Linked DNA regions of Homo sapiens: regions 1 and 3 are each linked to region 2. Evidence: read pairs that join two places in POLR2A ChIA-PET (ENCODE). Cell type or tissue: Panc1. All regions are shown on one strand.

Region 1 (8,000 bases), 200 kb before region 2:
AAACAAAAAACTGTCACCCAAGCTGGAATGCGGTGGTGTGATCTCAACTCACTGCAATCTCTGCCCCCTGGGTTCAAGTGATTCTCCTGCCTCAGCCTCCCGAGTAGCTGGGATTACAGGCGCCTGCCACTGCACTTGGCTATTTTTTGTATGTTTAGTAGAGACGGGGTTTCACCATCTTGGCCAGGCTGGTCTCGAACTCCTGACCTCGTGATCCGCCTGCCTTGGCCTCCCAAAGTGCTGGGATTACAGGCATGAGCTACCGTGCCTGGCCTAAAATCTCATAATATTTTAAGAAAATTTATGAATTTGTGTTGGGCCGCATTCAAAGCCATTGTGGGCCGTATGCAGCTCACAGGACACAGGTCGCAAGTTGTACAAGTTATTGTTTTTTTTGAGACAGAGTCTCGCTGTGTTGCCCAGGCTGGAGTGCAGTGGCTCAATATCAGCTCATTGCAACCTCCGCCTCCCAGGTTCAAGCGATTCTCCTGCCTCAGCCTCCTAAGTAGCTGGGATTACAGGCACCCACCATCACGCCCGGCTAATTTTTGTATTTTTAGTTGAGATGGGGTTTCACCATGTTGGCCAGGCTGATCTCGAACTCCTGACCTCAGGTGATCCACCCGTCATGGCCTCTCAAAGTACTGGGATTACAGGCATGAGCCACCGCACCTGGCCTGACATTAACTTTTTTTTTTTTTTTTACTTTATTAAAATATTGAGTTTTATTTCACAGGCATATTTTTGTCTTCCCACAATTTCCATGTCTGACCACCGCTACTACTATGTCCTATCATAACATTCCATACATATTTAAAACCAAGCAAAGGGTGAGTTCCATCTTTAAAAACTAAACAGGCATTTTGGACAACACATTCTTGGCAATGGAACCTGGACAACATTTATCAAACACGGTAGGGAAAGTTCTCACTCTGCATTATAAAAAGGACAGCCATGTGACTTTATAGCAGCATGCTGCTATAAAGTCACATGCACACGTATGTTTATTGTGGCACTATTCACAACAGCAAAGACTTGGAACCAACCCAAATGTCCAACAATGATAAACTGGATTAAGAAAATCTGGCACATATACACCACGGAATACTATGCAGCAATAAAAAATGATGAGTTCATGTCCTTTGTAGGGACATGGATGAAGCTGGAAACCATCATTCTCAGCAAACTATCGCAGGGACAAAAAACCAAGCACCGCATGTTCTCACTCATAGGTGGGAATTGAACAATGAGAACACATGGACGCAGGAAGGGGAACGTCACACACTGGGGACTGTGGTGGGGTGGGGGCAGGGGGGAGGGATAGCATTAGGAGATATACCTAATGCTAAATGACGAGGTAATGGGTGCAGCACACCAACATGGCACATGTATACATATGTAACAAACCTGCACGTTGTGCACATGTACCCTAAAACTTAAAGTATAATAGTAATAAAATTAAAAAAAACTTTAATGGAAAAAAAGATTTTATTCAAATTAAGTGAAATATTTTCTGTATAAAATAAATTTTGCAATTGCCAAACAAAAGTAAAAAAAAAAAAAAAGGACAGCCAGATATCAACTGTTACAGAAATGAAATATGATGGAAAATTTTTAACAAATTGTTGAAACTATTTTCTTAAGGAGACTTCCTCCACTGCCAGAGATCTTGAATAGCCTCTTGGTCAGTCATCCAGAAGCAATTCTTCACAAAATTGATGAACTCGGCTTCCACTTTGGGAAGAGAACCCCCTTTTTCTATACTTGCTTGCATTTTTGCTTTAATGTCTTCTACAGAACTAGATCCTTTTGGTGTTTTAGGAGTTTTTTCCTGTGTTTTGAAGGATTCTTGTCCTTTTGATCTTGGTGCTGATGATGGTTTTGAGTCTTTTCCATTCTGATTTGACTTGTGTGCATTTTTGGCTGGAGTATCTCATATAGATTTCTTCACTGGCACTTTTTCTTCAGCTTCCTCATCATCAAAATCATCATCATCATCATCATCATCATCATCATCATCTTCATCAACAGCAAGTTTTACTTTTTTCTGTGGAACCTTGCTACCACCTCCAGGGGCAGACCGCTTTCCAGATATACTTAAGAGTTTCACATCCTCCTCCTCTTCATCTTCTGACTCTGCATCTTCCTCCACAGCTACTAAGTGCTGTCCACTAATATGCACTGGCCCTGAACCACACTTAAATCTTAAGACCACTGGTGGTGTTATTTCAAAGCCCCCAAGGGAAACTGTTGGCTGTGCAGACATTTTCAAAGTTGCCAGTGTTACTTTAATTGGACTGCCTTTGTAATTCATTGCCTCTGCTTCAACAATGTGCAATTCATCCTTTGTACCAGCCCCTAAACTGACCGTTCTTAAAGATAACTGGTGCTCATTTTCATCATTATCCACCTTAAAGTGATCATCTTTGTCAGCCTTTAGTTCACAACCGAAAAGATAGTTCTGGGGCCTCAGGGGGCTCATGTCCATGTCCATCGAATCTTCTATTGGGTGGCGGCACACACTTAGGTGGGACAGAAGGCAGACGGAGATAAATGAACGCTGCTCAAGAGAACAGCCGCTCAGGATGGAATCATACCAGGAGACATTAACTATTAACATGTAAAATGTTTATCCATGTGACACCTAAAATTGCTGTGAGTAGTCCTGCCCCACTGTGTTGCCTTCCACTTCATGTCACTGATGCTTAGTTTCTTCGTCTTTATAGGGCTAAGCATACGTCCCTCACAGGACTGTTGTTTGAAACAAATGAGGAAAGAACTGAGGCATCGCTTTGTCGCTTATAAAGCATTAAATAGAAGGGAGGCACCATAGCTGTTAAGATGATACACTTCCTCAGCCCAAGAATGAGGATGTTGGTTTTTGACCTCGTAAGCCTCATTTTCTACCAGTCTCCTCTTGGCTAGCCTTACCAGGCTTCTTTTCTGTCTTAGGGTGGGCCCTGCCTTCTCTCACCGGAAGATTTTTGCTGAAGCATTCTCCCACACTGAAACACTCTTCCCTCTGTGGTAGATTGTGCTTTCCTAAAACGGCCATGGCAATATTTCTGCTATTCCAGAATCTTGCCGCTTCCTCATCAAGAGATGGAGTCTGTTTTTGTTTCCCCTCCCCTTGAAATGGAATGGGACTCTTATTGACCGCCTCAACAACTAGAATGCAGGAGACAGAATGCCGAGTGACTACTGAAGTTGGGTCATAAAAGGTGATACTACTTCTGCCTGAGTCTCTTTCTTGGGATGTTTGCCCTTGGAACCTAGTCCTGTGCTGAGGAAGCCCAAACTGGCCCACGTGGAGCGATCACTCAAAGAAGCCCACGTGCAGAGGAGCTGAGGCCCCTAGCCAACAGCGGACATCAACCACCACCTTTAGATGATTCCAGGTTTCTGCCTTTAAGTGCTCCAGATAGTCCCCAGACACTGGTGCAGAGATAAGCCACCTGTGGTGTCTTGCCTGAATTCCTGACCCAGGGAACTCGTGATTGTAATAAACGGCTGTTTTATGCCAATAAGCATTGGAGAAATTTGGTATGCACCCATTATAACTAGAACACTTCCTCTCTTTGCCTGGCTGAGTCCTAAGTATCCTGCAGCTCTCAGCTAAAATGCTTCTTCTTTAGGAAGGCCTTTCTTTTTTTTTTTTTTAGATGGAGTCTCACTCTGTCACCCAGGCTGGAGTGCAGGGGTGCGATCTTGGCTCACCACAACCTCTGCCTCCCGGGTTCAAGCAATTCTCCTGCCTCAGCCTCCCGAGTAGCTGGGATTACAGGCACCCGCCACCATGCCCCGTTAAATTTTTTTTTTTTTTTGTATTTTTAGTAGAGATGGGTTGCACCATTTGGCCAGGCTGGTTTCGAACTCCTGACCTCAAGTGATCCACCCATCTTCGCCTCCCAAAATGCTAGGATTACAGACATGAGCCACCGTGCCTGGCCAGGAAGGCCTTTCTTGAACAGGGCTAGGTTGGTTCCCTAGTCATAATCTCTCACAGTGTCCTCTACTTCCCTTTTGTAACACTTACCACATCTGTTGTGATGTTTTTCCCCACTATCTGCTTTGCCATACTCTGAGCCCCATGAAGGCCACGACCAGGTCTGCCTATAGAATCTCCAGCAGCTAGCCTGGTAGATACGTGTGCATGGGATGCTCTCAGTAAATACTTACGAAGTGAGTGGACGAATGCTTTGCCCCACAGTGCCTGGCACAAATGCTCGGATGCAGCAAGAGATGGACCCATCCTTGAGGGTTTGGGAATTATTTCTGAAAATATTCCTAGCCGGGAGTGGTGGCTCTCGCCTGTAATCCCAGCACTTTGGGAGGCCGAGGCGGGCAGATCACCTGCGGTCAGGAGTTCAAGACCAGCCTGGCCAACATGGTGAAACCCCGTCTCTACTAAAAATACGAAGATTAGCCGGGCATGGTGGCGCACGCCTGTAGTCCCAGCTGCTCCAGAGGCTGAGGCAGGAGAATTGTTTGAACCCAGGAGCCGGAGGTCGCAGTGAGCCGAGACCACACCACTACACTCCAGCCTGGGTGACAGAGGGAGACCCTGTCTCAAAAAAAAAAGTCTCAGAAAAAAAAAAGTCTCAAAAAAAAAAAAAAAAAAAACCCGCCAGGAGCAGTGGCTCATGCCTGTAATCCCAGCACTTTGGGAGGCCGAGGTGGGCGGATCACCTGAGGTCAGGAGTTCAAGACCAGCCTGACCAACATGCAGAAACCCCATCTCTACTAAAAATACAAAATATTAGCTGGGCGTGGCAGCATGTGCCTGTAATCCCAGCTACTTGGGAAGCTGAGGCAGGAGAATCTCTTGAACCCGGGAGGCGGAGGTTGCAGTGAGCCGAGATCGTGCCACGGCACTCCAGCCTGGGTGACAGAGCGAGATTCTGTCTCAAAAAGAGAAAGAAAAAAAAGAAAATATTCCTATGTAGGGTACCCCATTGCAGCCGAGGTAGTACTGAAACACTATGTAAATCCCTGGTTATTGCCATGAAAGATATCCAAGATATGTTGTTCAGTAATAAAAAGTAAGTTTCAAGAAAGATTTTAGGCTTCCACTGTCACCTGGAATGAAGAAAGTGGCAAAGAACATTGCTCCTCCCTTAACAATGAGGAAAAGGCAGATAATTTATGAAGTCCTAATTTTTCTTGAGCTCATCAGAGAGCTAAGGTTGCAAGGCAACCAAATCAATTGAATTTCAAAGAGATACAAGCCTCTCACAGATGTGATGGAACACACAAATTGCATCACCTTTGTCAGAGCATGGGGGAATGTGGTGGCTGCCATTCAAGTGAGTAAAAGAAAGTCAACTAAAGCTTAAAAAATGTTTTAAGCACCAAGTGTGCGCCAGCATATCAGTTTGGTACAGACTGGGGCCTAGACACAAGGGGAGTTGGCACTCACTCCAAATTCTTTTCCATGGGCCTCCAGTGGGTCCTCACAAGACTGGAGGCAGGGCAGGAGACCAGAGAGAGCCCCCTCAGTGGCACGGGTGTGCAGGTAGTAGGCTGCAGTTGAGGGATGAGCATGAAGTCCCACAAGCTGCTTTTAAAGGGGACAAAGTTGTCTGCGGGAGGGAAAGCAGACCCTCTCATGCCACAGCTCAGCAAAGATTTATTGCTTCTAGAAAGGAGTAGAAGCAAAACTCATTTGCCTTTGGTGTTGGGTGGGTAGGAAACACTCTCACTCCGTGACCCACTGCACCTGGGGGAAGGGTAGAAGCAAAAACCCTCTACTTTTTCAGGGGGGCTGGAAACCATCTGGGACCCAGGATCCTACAGCAATAATAAGCTGAGAACTGCTAACACTGCAGATAACCAGAAATACATGGAGGAGGGGCAGGAATGCTGAGAAGGCTCCAGCCTAAGTCCCGGATGTATTGAGTCTGCCTAAGACGAAGGCTGGGTCAGGACAACAGAGAAACCCATCCCACTTCCTGAGGAGCCCAGCACCAAGGAACAAGCAAAGGCAGTCTACCACAGTGGGAGACGCGGGAGCATGGGGAAGGAGCTCGGCTGGGGTGCAAGTGTGCAGGGGTGGCTGAAAGTTGACCAAGCAACAAACAAAAGCTGGGAAAAATCATTGTCAGCAGACCTACAATGAGAAAAGGTAAAGGAGATTCCTCATGCAGAAGGTATATGATACCAGGCAGAACTTGGATCTACACAAAGAAATGAAGAGTACTGAAAATGGTAAAAATACAAGGTAAAGATGAAAAACATTATTCTTTTATTTATTTATTTTGAGATGGAGTTTCACTCTTGTTGCCCAGGCCGGAGTGCAATGGCACGATCTCGGCTCACCGCAACCTCCGCCTCCCGAGTTCTAGCGATTCTCCTGCCTCAGCCTCCTGAGTAGCTGGGATTACAGGCATGCGCCACCACGCCCAGCTAATTTTTGTATTTTTAGTAGAGACGGGGTTTCACCACGTTGGTCAGGCTGATCTCAAACTCCCGACCTTAGATGATCCACCCGCCTTGGCCTCCCAAAGTGCTGGGGTTACAGGTGTGAGCCACCACGCCCAGCCCATTATTCTTATTTTTAATCTCTTTAAAAAATAATTGGCCAGGCGCAGTGGCTCACACCTGTAATCCCAGCACTTTGGAAAGCCAAGGTGGGAGGACTGCTTGAGCCCGGGAGTCCAAGACCAGCCTGGGTAATTTAGCGAGACCCCATCTTAAGAAAAAAAAAGAAAAAGATTAAGAAGAGTACCAAAGTTGGTAGGAAGGAACTGGAAGTATATTGTTGTGAGGTTCTTGCAATATATGGGAAATGGTTTAATATTATTTGAAAGTAGATTCTGGGCCAGGTGCGGTGGCTCATGTCTGTAATCCCAGCACTTTGAGAGGCCAAGGCGGGCAGATCACGAAGTCAGGAGTTGAGGCCAGCCTGACCAATATGGTGAAACCCTGTATCTACTAAAAATACAAAAATTAGCTGGGTGTAGTGGCACATGCCTGTAGTCCCAGCTATTCAGGAGGCTGAGGCAGAAGAATCGCTTGAATCCAGGAGGCGGAGGTTGCAGTGAGCCGAGATCACACCATTGCACTTCAGCCTTGGCAACAGAGCGAGACTCCGTCTCAAAAAAAAAAAAAAAAAAAAAAAAAAGAAAGTAGACTGTGGTAAGTTAAATATATGCATTATAAGTCCTAGGGTAACCACTGAAAATTTAAAAATAGGTATAACTTGTAAGCCAATACTGGAGATAAAGTGAAATAATTTTTTTTTGAGACAGAGTCTCGCTCTGTCGCCCAGGCTGGAAGGCAGTGGTGCAATCTTGGCTCACTGCAACCTCTGCCTCCCTGGTTCAAGTTTACGACCAGCCTGGGCAACATAGCAAGATCTCATCTCTACTTTTTTTTTGGTAGAGACAGAGTTTCCCCATGTTGTTGCCCAGGCTGATCTTGAACTTCTGAGCTCAAGTAATCTGCCTGCTACTCAGCTACTCAGGAGGCTGAGGCAGGAGAATCGCTTGAACCTGGGAGGTGGCGGTTGCAGTGAGCTGAGATTGCGCCAATGCACTCCAGCCTGAGTGACAGAGCAGGACTCCGTCTCAAAAAAAAAAAAAAAAAAAAGAGGGGGATTTTTCCTCTCAGAAGTCCCCCCTCTCTCACTAGAGAGAGAGCTGTTTTCCTTTCTCTTTCTTTCTCTTTCTCTTGCCTATTAAACCTCTGCTCCTAAACTCCTCATGTGTGTCCATATCCTAAATTTTCTTGGTGTGAGATGATGAACCCTGGGTACTTACCCAGACAACATAGTTGCTTCATATTGGGGACCTTGTCCAGGATACCAAGGTACATAATTCATTGAAACAGTGAGTAGGGGCCGTGGCCTTGCTCCCGCCGTGCGGGAAAAGAATCCAGGCCCTTCCATGCGCGTGTGGGCGCGGGGGCCCCGAAGTGCTCGTGGTTCCGCGCTAGGTCTCCGCTGGGGCAGGAACCGGAGCCATGGGTGGGACCACCAGCACCCGCCGGGTCACCTTCGA
Region 2 (8,000 bases):
GCGGAGGTTGCAGTGAGCTGAGACTGCACCACTGCACTCCAGCCTGGATGACAGACTCAGACTCAAAAAAAAAAAGACACCTGTCCCCATAGATTCTGGCAACAAGGTCCAGTGCTCGGCACTCATTAGATGCCTAGCCTCCTTCTGCCACCCTCTGTGTTCCTGATGGCCAGCTGCTTACGCCCCATTCTCCGTGTTCCTTGTGGCCAGTTGCTTACCCTCCCATTGCCATGACAATATCTTCCCCTGGTAAAGTTGCTCCTCCCGGAAGTCTTCCTGGAGGGCGCCGCCCGCCTCTGATTGCCCCACCACAGCTTGCCTTCTCAGCACTTAGGTGCATTCTTTGTAGTAATTCCCTGGGAGGCAAGGAGAACAGCCTGGTCTGGAGCTGGGTGCTGACTTGGCAGCAAGGCAGGGTTGCAGAATCACTCAGGACAGGAATGCTGCCTGGTCACTTTCAGGACAACTTTGGGTTACTGAGAAAACTGAATGTCCCCAACCCCCAGCTTCACTCTTCTCCCTACCTGGTACCTCAGCGGAGGGACCACTTATAGGTTTATCTGTCCTGTGCCATCAGGCCTGGGGACTGTCTGAAGGCTGAGAGTTTTCACTGAGCCTTAGCTGTTTCACCACTGTAAGCCTCAGTTTCCTCATCCGAGAGCAAAAAAAGTATATAATTTTTGCCTCACTGGGTCCTTGTAAGGATGAGTTAGGATGAGTGCATTGTAGTCAAAAGGACATAGGTGAACTTGAGAATCCCAACTAACCTGGGTTCTGGTCTCAGCCTGACCGCTCTGTGACCTTGACTTTACCTCTCTGCACCTGAGGTCCTCCATCTATCAGTCAAAATAATACTCAAATGTAGGATTATGGGGAGGGTTAATGTGGTCATGAATGTGAACTGCTAACCATATTCCCAACACGTTTGAGCAGTTAGCACAGTGCCTGATACAGAACTGTTTTACTAGCAGTTTGAGAGGTAGAATAGCACGGTTAAGACTTAAACCACCGAGCGCGGTGGCTCACGCCTATAATCCCAGCACTTTGGGAGGTGTGTGGATCACGAGGTCAGGAGTTAAAGACCAGCCTGGCCAAGATGGTGAAACCCTGTCTCTACTAAAAATACAAAAATTAGCCGGGCACAGTGGCAGGCCCCTGTAATCCCAACTACTCGGGAGGCTGAGGCAGGAGAATCACTTGAACTCGGGGGACGGAGGTTGCAGTGAGTCGAGATCACGCCACTGCACTCCAACCTGAGTGGCAAAGTGAGACTCCATCTCAAAAAAAAAAAAAAAGACTTGGACTCGGAGTTTTATTCCCAGCTCTGCATTCACCAGCTGTTTGCCTTTGAGCTAGTTACTTGGCCCCTCTGTACTTCCATTTTTGCATCTGTAAAGTGTGAATAATAGTATCCACCTCACAGGGTTATTGTGAGGATTAAGTGACCTGCTGTTTAGTAAATTCTATGCAGATGTGTGCTATTATCATTGCTATTCTTCCTGAGTCATTCCTCCAGATGGGCCATTCTCAGATTAGGTTTAAAGAGTTAAATGACTCCCCCCCAACCCCCCCACCCCCACCCAATAAAAAAAAAAGTTAAATGATTTTCCAAAGGCATAACAGCTGGTTAGGGGCCAATAGTGGTTGAAGTTACCGTGATAAGTAAACGGAAGTCCTTGGTGGACCCCTGAGGCCCGCTCCTGACACCTCTCCTTCCTGCTCTCCCCTGCAGGTGGTCCGCAGCACCCTGGAGGAGCAGGGACTACATGTGCACAGTGTGCGGCTGCATGGTTCAGCTGCCAGCCACGTGCTGCACCCTGAGAGTGGCCTGGGCTACAAGGATCTGGACCTGGTGTTCCGGGTGGACCTGCGCAGTGAGGCATCCTTCCAGCTGACCAAGGCAGTGGTGCTGGCCTGCCTACTAGACTTCCTGCCGGCCGGTGTGAGCCGGGCCAAGATCACGCCACTGACACTCAAGGAGGCATACGTGCAGAAGCTGGTGAAAGTGTGCACAGACTCGGACCGCTGGAGCCTCATCTCACTGTCCAACAAGAGCGGCAAGAACGTGGAGCTCAAGTTTGTGGACTCGGTGAGACGCCAGTTTGAATTCAGCATAGACTCCTTCCAGATCATCCTGGACTCCCTGTTGCTCTTTGGCCAGTGCTCGTCCACTCCCATGTCTGAGGCCTTCCACCCAACGGTCACAGGCGAAAGCCTGTACGGGGACTTCACCGAGGCCCTGGAGCACCTGCGGCACCGTGTCATCGCCACGCGCAGTCCCGAGGAGATCCGAGGTGGTGGCCTCCTCAAGTACTGCCACCTCCTGGTGCGGGGCTTCCGGCCCCGGCCCAGCACCGATGTGCGCGCCCTGCAGCGCTACATGTGCTCCCGCTTCTTCATCGACTTTCCAGACCTGGTGGAGCAGCGGCGCACCCTAGAGCGCTACCTGGAGGCCCACTTCGGTGGGGCAGATGCAGCCCGCCGTTACGCCTGCCTGGTGACACTGCACCGGGTGGTCAACGAGAGCACCGTGTGCCTCATGAACCACGAGCGCCGCCAGACGCTGGACCTCATTGCCGCACTGGCGCTGCAGGCACTGGCTGAGCAGGGCCCAGCTGCCACTGCCGCCCTGGCCTGGCGCCCTCCAGGCACTGACGGGGTTGTGCCAGCCACTGTCAATTACTACGTGACCCCCGTGCAACCTCTCCTGGCTCACGCCTATCCCACCTGGCTGCCTTGTAACTGACTCAGACCCTGGCCAGAAGGGAAGGGACTGGGCCTCACGGGGTGGGGTGGGGCCTCCAAGAGTGTGTGGAGGACATGACCAGAGGCGCAGAATGTGCCAGGAGGCCCAGCACTGCAGGGTTGGGCCTTTGATTGAACAGACCAGACTTTCCCGAGCACGAGGCCCCTGTGGGCTTAATGCCAGCCTGGGGCTCTCAGCAGGAGGACCCTTTGGTTATTGCATCACACTTTTGGACCAGCATGCCGGTGGGGTGCAGGCGCCATTTGTCTTGGAAGTCAATTTCCTTCAGGAGACAAAGCAAGTTTGGGGTGGTAGCCTTAATGCCCAGCACCTTGGATTGATTCCCATGGTCTAAGAGGGTCTTTTTGACTAAGGCCAGCCTGTGGTGATCCCAGCAGCTTTGGAGGGCCTGCAGCCCACACACTGACTGATACATGGTATGTTACAGGGACTTGTCACTTTGGATCAGGCTGGGCCACTACAGGGCCTGATGGGCCAACTTGGGTAATCACTGGGAGGAGGGAAACTGAGGCCCGAGGCAGATACCTGGGTTTGGGGAGGGCTGGGTTTAGCCCGGTTCTCTGAACTACATACCCCCAGCTGTGAAGCCTTCCTCTTGAGGGGTTGAGGTGGGCAGTATACAGGAGCCAAGCAGCCCAGGGTGGGTCGCAGCCCAGGCCCCTTCCAGGGTGCCACTCCTTTCCCCCTTGTGTTGCAAGGAGCCCTCCTGCCTGGGAGCTTGTTCTTTGGAAGGTGCTGAGCCTGAATTTGCCACAGTCAAGTCAACGTTCCCACCCCACTGGCTTGGTTACAGGGCTCTCACATGGGGTAGGGGAGCCATACTCCCACCCCCTTGCGTATTCCCCTGGGTTTGTTGATATTTTGCACTCTTAACACCTGCCAATAAAGACGGTCTACACTGAACCTTAGTGCCATGCTTCCTCTGGGGAAAGAAGGACCTTCCGTAGCAGTGGGGGTTGCAGCTGCCTCCCCCAGTTGGAGTCTGGCTTGTACTGTGGAAGGGAGCATTTGCGGGGGCGGGGTTTGAAGCCTGGGCTATGGCTGGGGGACTGCCCCTCCTTCTCCCAACCCCAGCCGCAGCCTGACCAGCTGTATATTAAGAGCTGCTGTCTACATGTGTGACCTGCACGTTGCCTTAGCAGGTCTAGGGCTCTTGTTAAGGAGTAAATATTTTTATGTTTTCTACCTGGAATCCAAATAGCTCTGGGCCTAGACTCAGACTCTGGTGCTCAGGGGTACTTGTTCCCAGCTCTGTCTACCCCGTCTCTTCCAAGGGAGCAGCTAGAGAACAGGCTGGGTGAATCTGGACTGGAGGCCCCTCCAGTAAAGGTGGCTGAGACTGGGGAACTTGTAGGGTTCCCCCTAAGCCTGAGCCCAGGTAGGGCCTCTATTTGGGAGAGGCTCCCTCAGTCCTCCAGCTCCTTCCCTTGCCCCGAGCACTGATGGGTGTGCTCTGGCTCGCTCTAATCAGATCCCCTGGATGGGGAGGGTCTCCCCTTCCCAAACCCACATGGGGCCATGCCAGGCTGTCTAGGAGTGTCAGCCGCAAGTTCCTAGCATGCTGCGCCCTCAGAGTATCAGCCAGTCAGTCATGGGCCTGGACGCTGCCTGCTGTTTGCCCAGACTCTTTGATCCAGGGATTGCAAAGCCCTTAACATATTCAGCCTCATTAGGGGCCTCTGAAGTGGTGACTTTGATGGTTCTGGCCAGGGTGGAAAAAACAATGCTGCAGAGGAGGCCCCAGGTCACCAGGGTGAGTCCAGCCACCTCACCTGCTCTGAGTCCCTTGTGCTGCTGGGCTCAAAATGGCTGGAAAGTGAACAGAAAGGCTTTCTTTGCTTGGTGACTAAAACCAGCTCCCACCCCCATCCCAGCTGTGACCACCCAACTATGGTCATGGGAAGGACTAAGTTTGTCTCACCTCCTGAGTTGGCTATTTCAGCCTTGGCATGAGAGGCTCACAGTGTAAACACAACAGACTTACCTTTTTGGGCTGGGGGGTGGAGTTCACCTGGATGTGCTTGTTTAGTTAAGGGCTGAAAAAGCGAGAAACCCATTTGGTACATGTGTGTATACACTGCATTCAGCCACCATGTGCCAGACACCGTTCTGGGTGCTGGGAATACATCAGCAAACAAAAGACAAAATCCCTGTCCTTGTGAAGACTACATTCTAACGGAGTAGATAGAAAATAAACCGAACCGTATGGTCTTAGATGATCAGTGATATGTAAAAATATAGCAGGGTAAGGGACTGGAAATGCTGGGTTTTGAAAATTGAAAAATAAGTCAGGAGCCTGGCGCAGTGGCTCATGCCTGTAATCCCAGCACTTTGGGAGGCTGAGGTGGGCAGATCACTTGAGGTCAGTAGTTCAAAATCAACCTGGCCAACATGGTGAAACCCCATCTCTACTAAAAATACAAAAATTAGCTGGGTATGGTGGCGTGTGCCTGTAATTCCAGCTGGTCGGGAGGCTGAGGCAGGAGAATCGCTTGAACCTGGGAGGCAGAGGTTGCAGTGAGCTGAGATCATACCACTGCACTCCAGCCTGGACAACAGAGCGAGACTCCATCTCAAAAAAAAAAAAAAAAAAAAGTCAGGTGCAACTCATTGAAAGGTGATATTTGATTGAACAAAGACATAAAGGTGGTGGGAGGTGGGCATGAAGATGTTTAGAGAAAGAGCATTCCAGGCAGAGAGCTTGCCTGTGAATGTGCATGCACTGTGGCACATGTACCTGAGGGTGTCTGGCAGGCCTCGTCCAGGTGCTGGTACTGCACACACGCATGGGCCTGAGGCAGTGGGGGCGTGTGAGACAGTTATTCACAGTAGCAGCCACCATTCCTGGTGGGCTTCACTCCAGCAGGCACTATGCTGAGGTCTTCCCAATCATGATCTCCCAAATCATCCTTGCAACAACTCCACAAGGGGAAAGAAAGCATTTCCATTTGGCAGACAGAAACTGAGACCAGAGAGGTCAAAGAGGTTTGTCTGGATCCAGAGCCATTGCTGTTAACCTCTGTTCCATCCTGCTCCTGCACTGTGATTTCACATGATTGTGACAGTTGTCTCCTGTACGTATGTGACAAGGCATAATTTGACATTACTGTGACATTTGTCATTTTATATGTGACTATGGCACAGTGTAGCAGTGTGGCAAGATGTACATTTTTTTTTTCTTTTTCTGAGACGGAGTCTCGCTCTGTCGCCCAGGCTGGAGTGCAGCGGTGCGATCTCAGCTCACTGTAACCTCTGCCTCCCGTGTTCAAGCGATTCTCCTGCCTCAGCCTCCTGAGTAGCTGGGATTACAGGCACCCACCACCATGCCCAGCTAATTTTTGTATTTTTAGTAGAGACGGGGTTTCACCATGTTGGTCAGGCTGGTCTCGAACTCTTGACCTCGTGATCTGCCCACCTCGGCCTCCCAAAGTGCTGGGATTACAGGCGTGAGCCACCACACCTGGCCAAGATGTATGTTTTCTTGATATACATGTGACAGTAATTATGGCTTGTGATGACTGTCCAGGGCTCATGATGGCAGCAGCACGCCTGTGGTTTTGTTTGGGAGTGGTGCAGCGTTTCTGAGTGTGAGAAAAACACCGACTCAGTGGCTGACATGGTTCCTCCTGTGGACAGTTCCTGCAGCTACCTAAGACACCAGGACAGGCAGGAATCAGGAACTGGGACTCAGAGCCAGCAATGCAAAGGCTGAGAGGGAAAAGCCCTGTCCTCTACCTTCCAACCTTACTGTGCTCTCCAAGCAACAGTCCACCCACCCCTTCAGACCCGAGGGTTGTGGGAGCTCCGGATGGGGAAGGAGCGTTGCTGTGGACTTTGAGGAACAAGGCATAGCCTCAGACAGTTACATGATATGCTGCCCTTCCGCTTTCACTCGCCACACTTCTGCTCTGTTCCCTGGGGGCTGGCATCTGTGGACTGCATCAATGGCTCCCTTGTTCCCCGGCTTCCTGTTGGGTTGCCAATGAGACATCCCAGCGTCTTAAGGAGACTTAAGGGAGGAGTAGATATTTATTCTCTTTGTTCCCTCTCTACCAGGTTGCCATGGTTGGCCACATCTCTCAACCAAAGGTCACGGTTCTTGTCAGGGGCCCCACTCCACACAGTGACCTCTCCTCACCCTCAGACTCAGGAGTTGCAAAGGCTTCTCACTGTTGCTGGCCCCAGATTGCTGAACCATCCCATTACATTTTTTTTTTTGGGTGGAGGGGGGAGAGCACTCACCCAGGCTGGCATGCAGTGACGCGATCTCAGCTCACTGCAACCTCCGCCTCCCAGGTTCAAGCCACTCTCATGCCTCAGCCTCCCAAGGAGCTTGGACTACAGGTGCACACAACAACGCCTGGCTAATTTTTGTATTTTTAATAGGATGGGGTTTCGCCATGTTGGCCACACTGGTCTCAAACTCCTGACCTCAGGTGATCTGCCTGCCTCGGCCTCCCAAAGTACTGGGATTACAAATGTGAGCCACCAAACCCAGCCCCTTGTTAGTTTCTTAAGCCCAGCCCACGCCTTTGGAAATAGTCTGTTTTATTTCTTGAGATAGGGTCTTGTTCTGTTGCCCAGGCTGGAGCGCACAGTGGTAGGATCACAGCTCAGTGCAGCCTTGACCTCCTGGGCTCAAGCAATCCTCCCACCTCAGCCTCCTAAGTAGCTGGTACCACAGGCATGTGCCACCCCACCTGGCTAATTTTTTCATTTTTATAGAGCAGGGATCTCCCAGGCTGGTCTCGAACTCCTGAGCTCAAGCAACCCTCCTGCCTCAGCCTCCCAAAGTGCTGGGATTACAGGTGTGATCCACCATGCCAGGCCAGAATAGCCTATGTTTAAAACACTTCCCAGTTTGAGTGTGCCATCTCCTGCTTAGACACCGACTGACAAAACAGGTCCATATGGTCGCCAGCACAGTCACACTAGTCACACAACCCCCACAGGCCATGGTGCTGCCATGTTGTCACCAGTTCGCACAACCCTCCTTGGTGTCACACAGTCTCACATGTGCATTCTCATCCCTGAGCTCCGTCATCACATCCTTTAATGAGGAAGACTTCCTGAGGAGGGGGGTAAGAGCAGGCGGCTGTGAGTCAGGTCAAGGGAGAATTGGTCTGCAAATCAAAGTCAACAGGGCCAGACTGCCAAACGAAACTAAATACAAGCTGCTCCAGGAACCGTCAACTTAAAGAGCCATAATAGACACAGAGGAAAGGCAGCAAGG
Region 3 (8,000 bases), 110 kb after region 2:
ACCCACCTGCCTCGGCCTGCCAAAGTGCTGGGATTACAGGCATGACCCACTGCGCCAGGCCCATTTTTTCTTTTTTAAAAATTATTTCCAGCCGGGCACAGAAGCTCTTGAACCCAGGAGGCGGAGGTTGCAGTGAGCTGAGAAAAAAAAAAAAAATTCCACATGAAAGACCAGATAAGGAGAGTTCATTTTCATAGATGAAAATGTGCTGACCAAAACATGTGCAGTGACTTGTCTAAGATCATCTCAGGAAATAGAGGTAGAGCTGGGATATGAACCCAGTTCTTGCTTCTTCTCTAACCTGTGCGTGCTGTCATAATGTGGCTGAACAGTCATCTCTATTTTCTGACCTAGAGTCAGCAGATTGAACAGTAGCCTCCACTCTCACTTCATTAGTGACATAGACATTTCTTTGGTTCCTTTCTCCAAACTTGGTTGCACATCCATAAAATCAAGTAAGGTGTGATTTGTTGGGAAAACTTTTTTAAAAATGTGTACTCCGGGTAAAAAGTAATTCACCCATGTTTCAAAGCTTCCAGCCAGCTGGGTGCAGTGGCTCACACCTGTAATCCCAGCACTTTGGGAGGCCAAGATGGGTGGATCATTTGAGGTCAGGAGTTCGAGACCAGCCTGGCCAACATGGTGAAACCCCACCTTTACTAAAAATACAAAAATTAGCCAGGCGTGGTGCCTGTAGTCCTAGCTACTGGGAGGCTGAGGCAGGAGAATCACTTGAAGCCAGGAGGTGGAGGTTGCAGTGAGCTGAGATCGCACCACTGCACTCCAGCCTGGGCGATAGAGTGAGACTCTGTCTCAAAAAAAAAAAAGCTCCCAGCCAAGATTGCTAAGACATCTGGACCACATCCCTAGTGTGGTACCATCCTGACTTCCCCTCTCCTCTTCTCTCCCCTTCCTTCCTTCCTTTCCTTTTTTTTTTTTTTTTTTTTTAAGCAGGCTCTGGTTCTATTGTCCTGGCTGGAATGCAGTAGTGCAATCTCAGCTCACTGCAACCTCCAACTCCCTGGGCTCAAGCCATCCTCACCTCAGCTTCCCTAGTAGCTAGGACTACACTCACACATCACCACACTTGGCTAATTTTTGTATTTTTTGTAGAGATAGGGTTTTGACTTGTTGCCTAGACTGGTCTTGAACCTCTGAGCTCAAGGGATCCTCCCACCTTGGCCTCCCAAAGTGCTGGGATTACAGGCGTGAGCCACTGCGTCTGGCCCCATCCTGACTTTTCTTCAGCACTTGAAGGCCTACAGGGTTTCAAGCTAGGAGTCATTGTATCATTCCACAAGTCCCGTCAAGCCAAGGGCTAGTGTAGGATTCCAAAGGCATTCTAAGACCCATTTCCTGCCCTCAAAGAGCCTAAAATCTCCCTGAAGAGAAAGAACCAGCATCTGGAGATGCTGCACCTGGATGTGGCCACCCGGGTTTGCATTGCTGGCTCTGCTGCTCCCTCAGTGTACTCTTTTGGACAAAGAACTTTTTACTCCCCTGAACCTAGGTTTTGTCATCTGTAGAATGGGAATAATGGTACTTATCTCATAGGGTTGTTGCAGTGGTTAAAGGAGCTAAGCTATGGGAAGGGCCTGACACACCAGAGACAATAAGCATTATTGTCCATTCTTTCTTTGTGATATGACATAAAAAGGCCTAACCAGTGTGTACTGATTAGCATTGGGAGTTCAGAGACTGGTATGAGAGCTGTGGGCCTAAATGTGGGGGGCTTCATGTAGGCTGTATGACTTGAGGGATGAGGAGGATTTAATCAAGTGGAGAAGAGAAGGGTGTGGGAGAGGAAAGTGGGTATTTCAGGCAGGGAACAACATGGCCAAACGCGCAGAGGTGAGTCAGGCTTGTGGGGACAGGAGCAAACTGTTGAGAATTATCGGGCTGGAGACGTGTTGGTCAGGGGCCAAATATGTGCTGCTTCTTGGAGAAATCTGAAGGAATGGCGCTGAGGCTAGCCACACATGCCTCCTGTGCCCTGAGCTTCCCTCCCTCGGGGCATGAGGTCAGGAAGCTCAGGCAAATCACCTCTCCCTGCCTTTTAGGACGATGACCGGGGTGAGGAATGGGAACGGCATGAAGCGCTGCATGAGGACGTGACCGGGCAGGAGCGGACCACTGAGCAGCTCTTTGAGGAGGAGATTGAGCTCAAGTGGGAGAAGGGTGGCTCTGGCCTGGTGTTTTATACTGATGCCCAGTTCTGGCAGGAGGAAGAAGGAGGTAATGCTGGTACCCAGGCAAAGGCAGGGGTGACCCCTGCTGCATTCTTTTGGGGTTCCCTGTTCCACACGGTAGATTCTGTAGTGGTGAGCCCAAACAAAAGGCTAGGGAACAGGCTGACCTCTATTGTATACGAGAGACCAATCATCCTTTTTAAGAGTGGGGATCAGTGAGATGGAGAGAAAATGCCCCCCGCCCCGCCCCCAACAAATTCTGAATAACCCTCCCAGAGGAAGGATCTTAAAATACAAACAAGCTGGGTGCAATGGCTCATGCCTGTAGTCCGAACTACTTAAGAGACTGAGGCAGGAGGATCACTTGAGCCCAGGAGTTCAAGGTTGCAGTGAGCTATGATTCCACCACTTTACTCCAGCCTGGGGGACAGAGTGAGACCTTCTCTAAAACAAACAAATGCCCCGCTGGGTGCAGTGGCTCACGCCTGTAATCCCAGCACTTTGGGAGGCTGAGGTGGGCAGATCACGAGGTCAAGAGATCGAGACCGTCCTGGCCAACATGGTGAAACCTCGTCTCTATGAAAAATACAAAAATTAGCTGGGTATGGTGGCATGCACCTGTAGTCCCAGCTACTTGGGAGGCTGAGGCAGGAGAATCACTTGAACCCGGGAGGCAGAGGTTGGAGTGAGCCAAGGTCATGCCACTGCACTCCAGAATGAGATTCTGTCTCAAAAAAAAAAAAAAAAAAAAAGCCAAAAAAACTCTAGGTTTAACTCTTAATAGAACTGAGAGTCCTTAATGTACTCTGTTGGATGCTTTTCTGTCCCTACAGATTTTGATGAACAGACAGCCGATGACTGGGATGTGGACATGAGTGTGTACTATGACAGAGGTACTGGGCAAGGAGTGGCAATACTGGAGGTGAAACAGGTGCCCTGGCCTTGCAGTGACACTTTACCAGAGCTAGCAAAGGCTGAGACAGGGTACCGTTCCCGTTCCCTTGGGGTAGCCCACTGAGAGGGTTCCTCTTAAAACATCTTTGGTTGTGTACATTAAGTGCTAGTTTTGGACAGAGCCTTCATCCTTTCTTGGAGGAGGAGGAGGGATAGATAGCCCTTAGGGGCTCTAGGTCTGATGGTCAGGCCCTGGTAGGGTGGGCTGGTCAGAAGCTCAGGCTCTAGTAAGGGTTTAGATTTTAGAAGAGGAAATGACCCGGGTGGGGGAAATAGCCAAGTAGGGGAGGGAAGACCTGGGTTCTAATCCTCTCTCTGTCATTTGTTGGCTCTGTTACTTTTCTGCACCACAATCTTCTCATCTGTATGATTGGGGAGAGCCATGGTTCCTACTTTTGGGGAGCTCCCAGTCTAATGAGAGAGATACAGAACACTATTAAAATGAATAAGTCAATCTTACGAGGGGGTCCTAGAAACCTGATTCTTCCCCCTTCTTTGAGAGGGACGCTTCCATAAACTGAGCTCTGTTTCCTCAGATGGTGGAGACAAGGATGCCCGAGACTCTGTCCAAATGCGTCTGGAACAGAGACTCCGAGATGGACAGGAAGATGGCTCTGTGATCGAACGCCAGGTGGGCACCTTTGAGCGCCACACCAAGGTGAGTTAGCACTGTGCCCACCCCATGGACCCCTCTCTTTTCCTTCTCTACTTTAATTCCTTCTCCCATCCCCATTCTCCCTGCTCCCAGCAGGAGCCCCATTTCTTGAGTCTTGTCCCTTCACTCTGCAGGGCATTGGGCGGAAGGTGATGGAGCGGCAGGGCTGGGCTGAGGGCCAGGGCCTGGGCTGCAGGTGCTCAGGGGTGCCTGAGGCCCTGGATAGTGATGGCCAACACCCCAGATGCAAGCGTGGATTGGGGTAAGTGTGACTGAGGGACTTCCCTGGGGGCCCAAGCCTTTCAGCTATGCCCTGGTTTCCCTCTTCCCACTGGTTTTGGCATGGCTGCTGGGTACTCGTGCGGGATGAAATTCAAAACAGTTAAGAGGAAAAAGTGGATCTGGGCCAGGCACGGTGGCTCAAGCCTGTAATCCTAGCGCTTTGGGAGGCTGAAGTGGTAGGATTCCTTGAGCCCAGTTTGAAACCAGCCGGGCAACATATGAGACTGTCTCTGTTAGAAAAATAAAAAGTCCGGGCGTGGTAGCTCACGCCTGTAATCCCAACACTTTGGGAGGCCCAGGTGGGCAGATCATTTGAGGTCAGGAGTTAGAGACCAGCCTGGCCAACATGGTGAAATCCCCGTCTCTACTAAAAATACAAAAATTAGCCGGGCGCAGTGGCTCATGCCTGTAATCCTAGCACTTTGGGAGGCTGAGGCGGGTGGATCACGAGGTCAGGAGTTTCAGACCAGCCTGATCAAGATGGTGAAACCCTGTGTCTACTAAAAATACAAAAAATTAGCTGGGCACGGTAGTGGGTGCCTGTAATCCCAGCTACTCAGGAGGCTGAGGCAGGAAAATCGCTTGAACCCAGGAGGCAGAGGTTGCAGTGAGCCAAGATGGCGCCACTGCACTCTAGCCTGGGTGACAGAGCAAGACTCTGTCACAAAAAAAAAAAATTAGCTGGGCATGGTGGCATGCGCCTGTAGTCCCAGCTACTCTGGAGGCTGAGGCAGGAGAATCGCTTGAACCCAGGAGGTGGAGGTTGCAGTGAGCCGAGATCACGCCATTACAATCCAGCCTGGGTGACATAGTGAGACCCCATCTCAGAAATAAATAAATAAATAAAGTAAATCTGACTTTTTTTTTTTTTTTAAAGAGTAAGCCCTAAGGCTTAACAAGATCATTCATACCCTTTGTTGGAGGAGTTTGGACTTGATGGTTACTATTAGGAAGTCTGTAGTGACAGAATGAAAATTTTATATGAGGCCCCTTCTTGCTGGCACTGTCAATGGATAGATAAGAGGGCTGGAGAACAAAGACCCAGATTTAAAGCCTCTGTCTTTGGACAAACCAGATATGTAGTAACTACTTCCCCGTCCTCTCCCAACCCCTTTAACTGGAGTTTGAGAGCAGCCTTCTCACTGAGAGCCCGTTTTTATCCAGGTACCATGGAGAGAAGCTACAGCCATTTGGGCAACTGAAGAGGCCCCGTAGAAATGGCTTGGGGCTCATCTCCACCATCTATGATGAGCCTCTACCCCAAGACCAGACGGAGTCACTGCTCCGCCGCCAGCCACCCACCAGCATGAAGTTTCGGACAGACATGGCCTTTGTGAGGGGTTCCAGTTGTGCTTCAGACAGCCCCTCATTGCCTGACTGACCGGGTTGGGGGCTTCCTTTCATAGCTACATGATGAAAACCCTCTGCCCTGGCCTCATCTACCACTGAAGCAGAAAGGAGTCTGGGAGCAGCAGTCTTCGTGGCTGGTTCAGGGTGTTTTGTTCCGAGCCTGCCTGCCTGCCGGTTCTATACCTCAGGGGCATTTTTACAAAAAGCCCCCTCCCGTCCCCTCCCCTTGGATATTAGGGGTAACGACCGCTTGTCTTTGGTCTCTAACCCTAATCTCTGGGCTTGCCCTTTGCCTCCTGCAGAACTTTGAAAAGCTGGGTTGAGTGAGGCTATCAGCACAGCCTTCCTTGGGGACTCTGAAGGTGTCCCCACGAAGGCCAGAAAGGGGGAAAGGGACCTGGGCGAGGAGAGGATTTGTGGTGCTTGGAAGAGCCGGCCTTGGGTGGGCCCTCCACCGCCTCTACCCTCACTGGGTGGGACTGCCAGCGGAGAGTCCGCGGGAGGTGGCTTGGGTGTGCGACGTCACGGAAGAATAAAGACGTTTACTACTGGAGCTCCCTTACTTTTCTAATTCGAGTCTGAAGGTTAGAGAAATTCCGAGAGCGATTTTCCCGCAAAGACCCCACATTCGACCCACTACCCGCGAGAGAAATGCGGCTGCGCCGCCCGCCCCTCGGCGTCTAGCTTCGTCCCCGCCGTGAGGGCGGGACTTCCTCTCGTTGGCTCGCCGTTTCCGACGCTGTCCGGAAGTCGAGTTAGTCTAGTTAGTATCGGCCTGTTATCTCCTTTTGCGCGACACGGTCTCAGCTGTTCCGCCTGAGGCGAGTGACGCTGGCCGCCAACGAGGTATACGTACTGGGACCCTCGCCCTCAGTCTCGTCTCCGGCGCGGCTACCTGCCCCGTTTTCCCTGTGAGTTGACCTGCTCCGGGCCGCGGGCCGCCAATGGCAGGGGCCGCTCCGACCACGGCCTTCGGGCAGGCGGTGATCGGCCCGCCGGGCTCAGGGAAGACCACGTACTGCCTGGGCATGAGTGAGTTCCTGCGCGCGCTGGGCCGGCGCGTGGCGGTGGTGAACCTGGACCCGGCCAACGAGGGGCTGCCGTACGAGTGTGCCGTGGACGTGGGCGAGCTGGTGGGGCTGGGCGACGTGATGGACGCGCTGCGCCTGGGGCCCAACGGCGGCCTGCTCTACTGCATGGAGTACCTGGAAGCCAACCTGGACTGGCTGCGTGCCAAGCTCGACCCCCTCCGCGGCCACTACTTCCTCTTCGACTGCCCAGGCCAGGTGGAGCTCTGCACGCATCACGGCGCCTTGCGCAGCATCTTCTCCCAAATGGCGCAGTGGGACCTCAGGGTGCGTCTCAGGGCGGGGAGGCCCATTTTGCGGATGGAGTAACTGAGACAGGGAGGACAGACGCCACGCCCCCATGTCACACAGGGAGGTAGGGGCTGGGTCGCTTTGGAGTAAAACAGGCATGAGTTCAGAATCTGGCTCTGCTACTGACTGGCTGTGTGGTGTTGATAAGTCAGTTCATCACTCTGAACCTCAGTTTCCTCACGTGTAAAATGTGTTAGTAGCCAACTTGGCGATTTTGGAAGTATGGAAGGGGTTAATGTCGAAAGTGGCATGGAGATTGTTGTAAATTGGTGGGCAAAAGTAAATGAAAGAGTGGAGTCAGATGCCATGGGATTTAAACCCCTTGCCCACTGGGAGGCTCAGTGCAAGACCTCTTGTAAGAAAAAAAAAATGACTCCTATTTCCTGGGAGAAGGAAACCAGGGTGGTTATTAGAAAGAAACAGAGGCAGGAGACTAATGGGGAAAGCTTCCCCTCTGTCCTCAAGCCCTCATTCTCATGAGGGAATGCTGATCCCTGTTTCTCCAGGCCACTCTCACCCTGTCTATTCCCTCCCAGCTGACTGCCGTCCACCTCGTGGATTCTCACTACTGCACAGACCCTGCCAAGTTCATTTCAGTACTGTGTACCTCCCTGGCCACCATGCTGCACGTGGAACTGCCCCACATCAACCTCCTTTCCAAGATGGACCTCATTGAGCATTATGGGAAGCTGGGTAAGAGCTTCTGTTCCAGGCGAAGAGCAGGGCAGCAGCTGGGCTAGAATGAAGCAGACATCTCAGCTGAAGGTAGCTGCCTCTGGTGCCTTGCGTGGTCTGGTGATAGTAGCCACAGGCAGGTTCTAACTCCTGCCCATTTATTTTGTGCCACTCTGTGCTAGTTACCGTTGTAGATTTTGGAGACAAGAGAGCTACAGATGGTGTTAGGTGTTACAAAGGAATTAAAGTGATACGACAGTGAATATTTGGGAGTGAAGTGAGTGAGCTTTGGAGTAAAACAGGCATGAGTTTAAATTCTGGATCTGCCACTGAATCATCGTGTGGTCTGGGTAAGTCAGTTCATCTCTCTGGACCTCAGTTTCTCACTTCTGCTCTGAAGCAGTGGCATCTGAGCTGAGACATGAATGGTGAGAAGGAGCCAGCCAAGGGAGGACTGTTCTATGCAGAGGCACTAGTAGGAATAAAGGCCTTGTCTTAGTCAGTTTGTGCTGCCAT

The links. Peaks named below come from ENCODE experiments on the same cell type or tissue, not always from the same donor. Only the 100,000 strongest peaks of a DNase experiment are listed, where the experiment ranks them.
Region 1: POLR2A ChIA-PET joins it to region 2 with 10 read pairs; 6 of 35 experiments call an interaction of 5 or more read pairs at or near these places.
Region 3: POLR2A ChIA-PET joins it to region 2 with 21 read pairs; 13 of 35 experiments call an interaction of 5 or more read pairs at or near these places.

What each region holds. Positions count from the first base shown.
Region 1 is chr1:27,201,436-27,209,435 of GRCh38, reverse strand. It overlaps the pseudogene CHCHD3P3 and the pseudogene NPM1P39. Among named protein-coding and RNA genes, the nearest start is that of WDTC1-DT, 29 kb to the left of the region's middle. In Panc1, no CTCF peak of the experiment used is centred here; no DNase peak of the experiment used is centred here.
Region 2 is chr1:27,000,690-27,008,689 of GRCh38, reverse strand. It overlaps TRNP1 (TMF1 regulated nuclear protein 1), which reads right to left. Exons shown (of 2, transcript NM_001013642.3): 2 at 7,804-8,000. TENT5B (terminal nucleotidyltransferase 5B) reads left to right here. Exons shown (of 2, transcript NM_052943.4): 2 at 1,733-3,670. The coding sequence ends at 2,746. Among named protein-coding and RNA genes, the nearest start is that of TENT5B, 8.2 kb to the left of the region's middle. RefSeq lists enhancers at 1-354, 999-1,642, 1,643-2,286, 2,287-2,930, 4,219-4,863 and 2 more. In Panc1, no CTCF peak of the experiment used is centred here; no DNase peak of the experiment used is centred here; H3K27ac peaks cover 3,126 bases.
Region 3 is chr1:26,888,471-26,896,470 of GRCh38, reverse strand. GPN2 (GPN-loop GTPase 2) reads left to right here and starts at 6,188. Exons shown (of 5, transcript NM_018066.4): 1 at 6,188-6,785; 2 at 7,346-7,502. The coding sequence starts at 6,375. It overlaps GPATCH3 (G-patch domain containing 3), which reads left to right. Exons shown (of 7, transcript NM_022078.3): 3 at 2,061-2,235; 4 at 3,023-3,082; 5 at 3,680-3,801; 6 at 3,933-4,060; 7 at 5,245-5,983. The coding sequence ends at 5,461. RefSeq lists enhancers at 5,845-6,114, 6,625-6,794, 6,150-7,027. In Panc1, no CTCF peak of the experiment used is centred here; a DNase peak (open chromatin) is centred at 6,173; H3K4me3 peaks cover 2,269 bases; H3K27ac peaks cover 2,823 bases.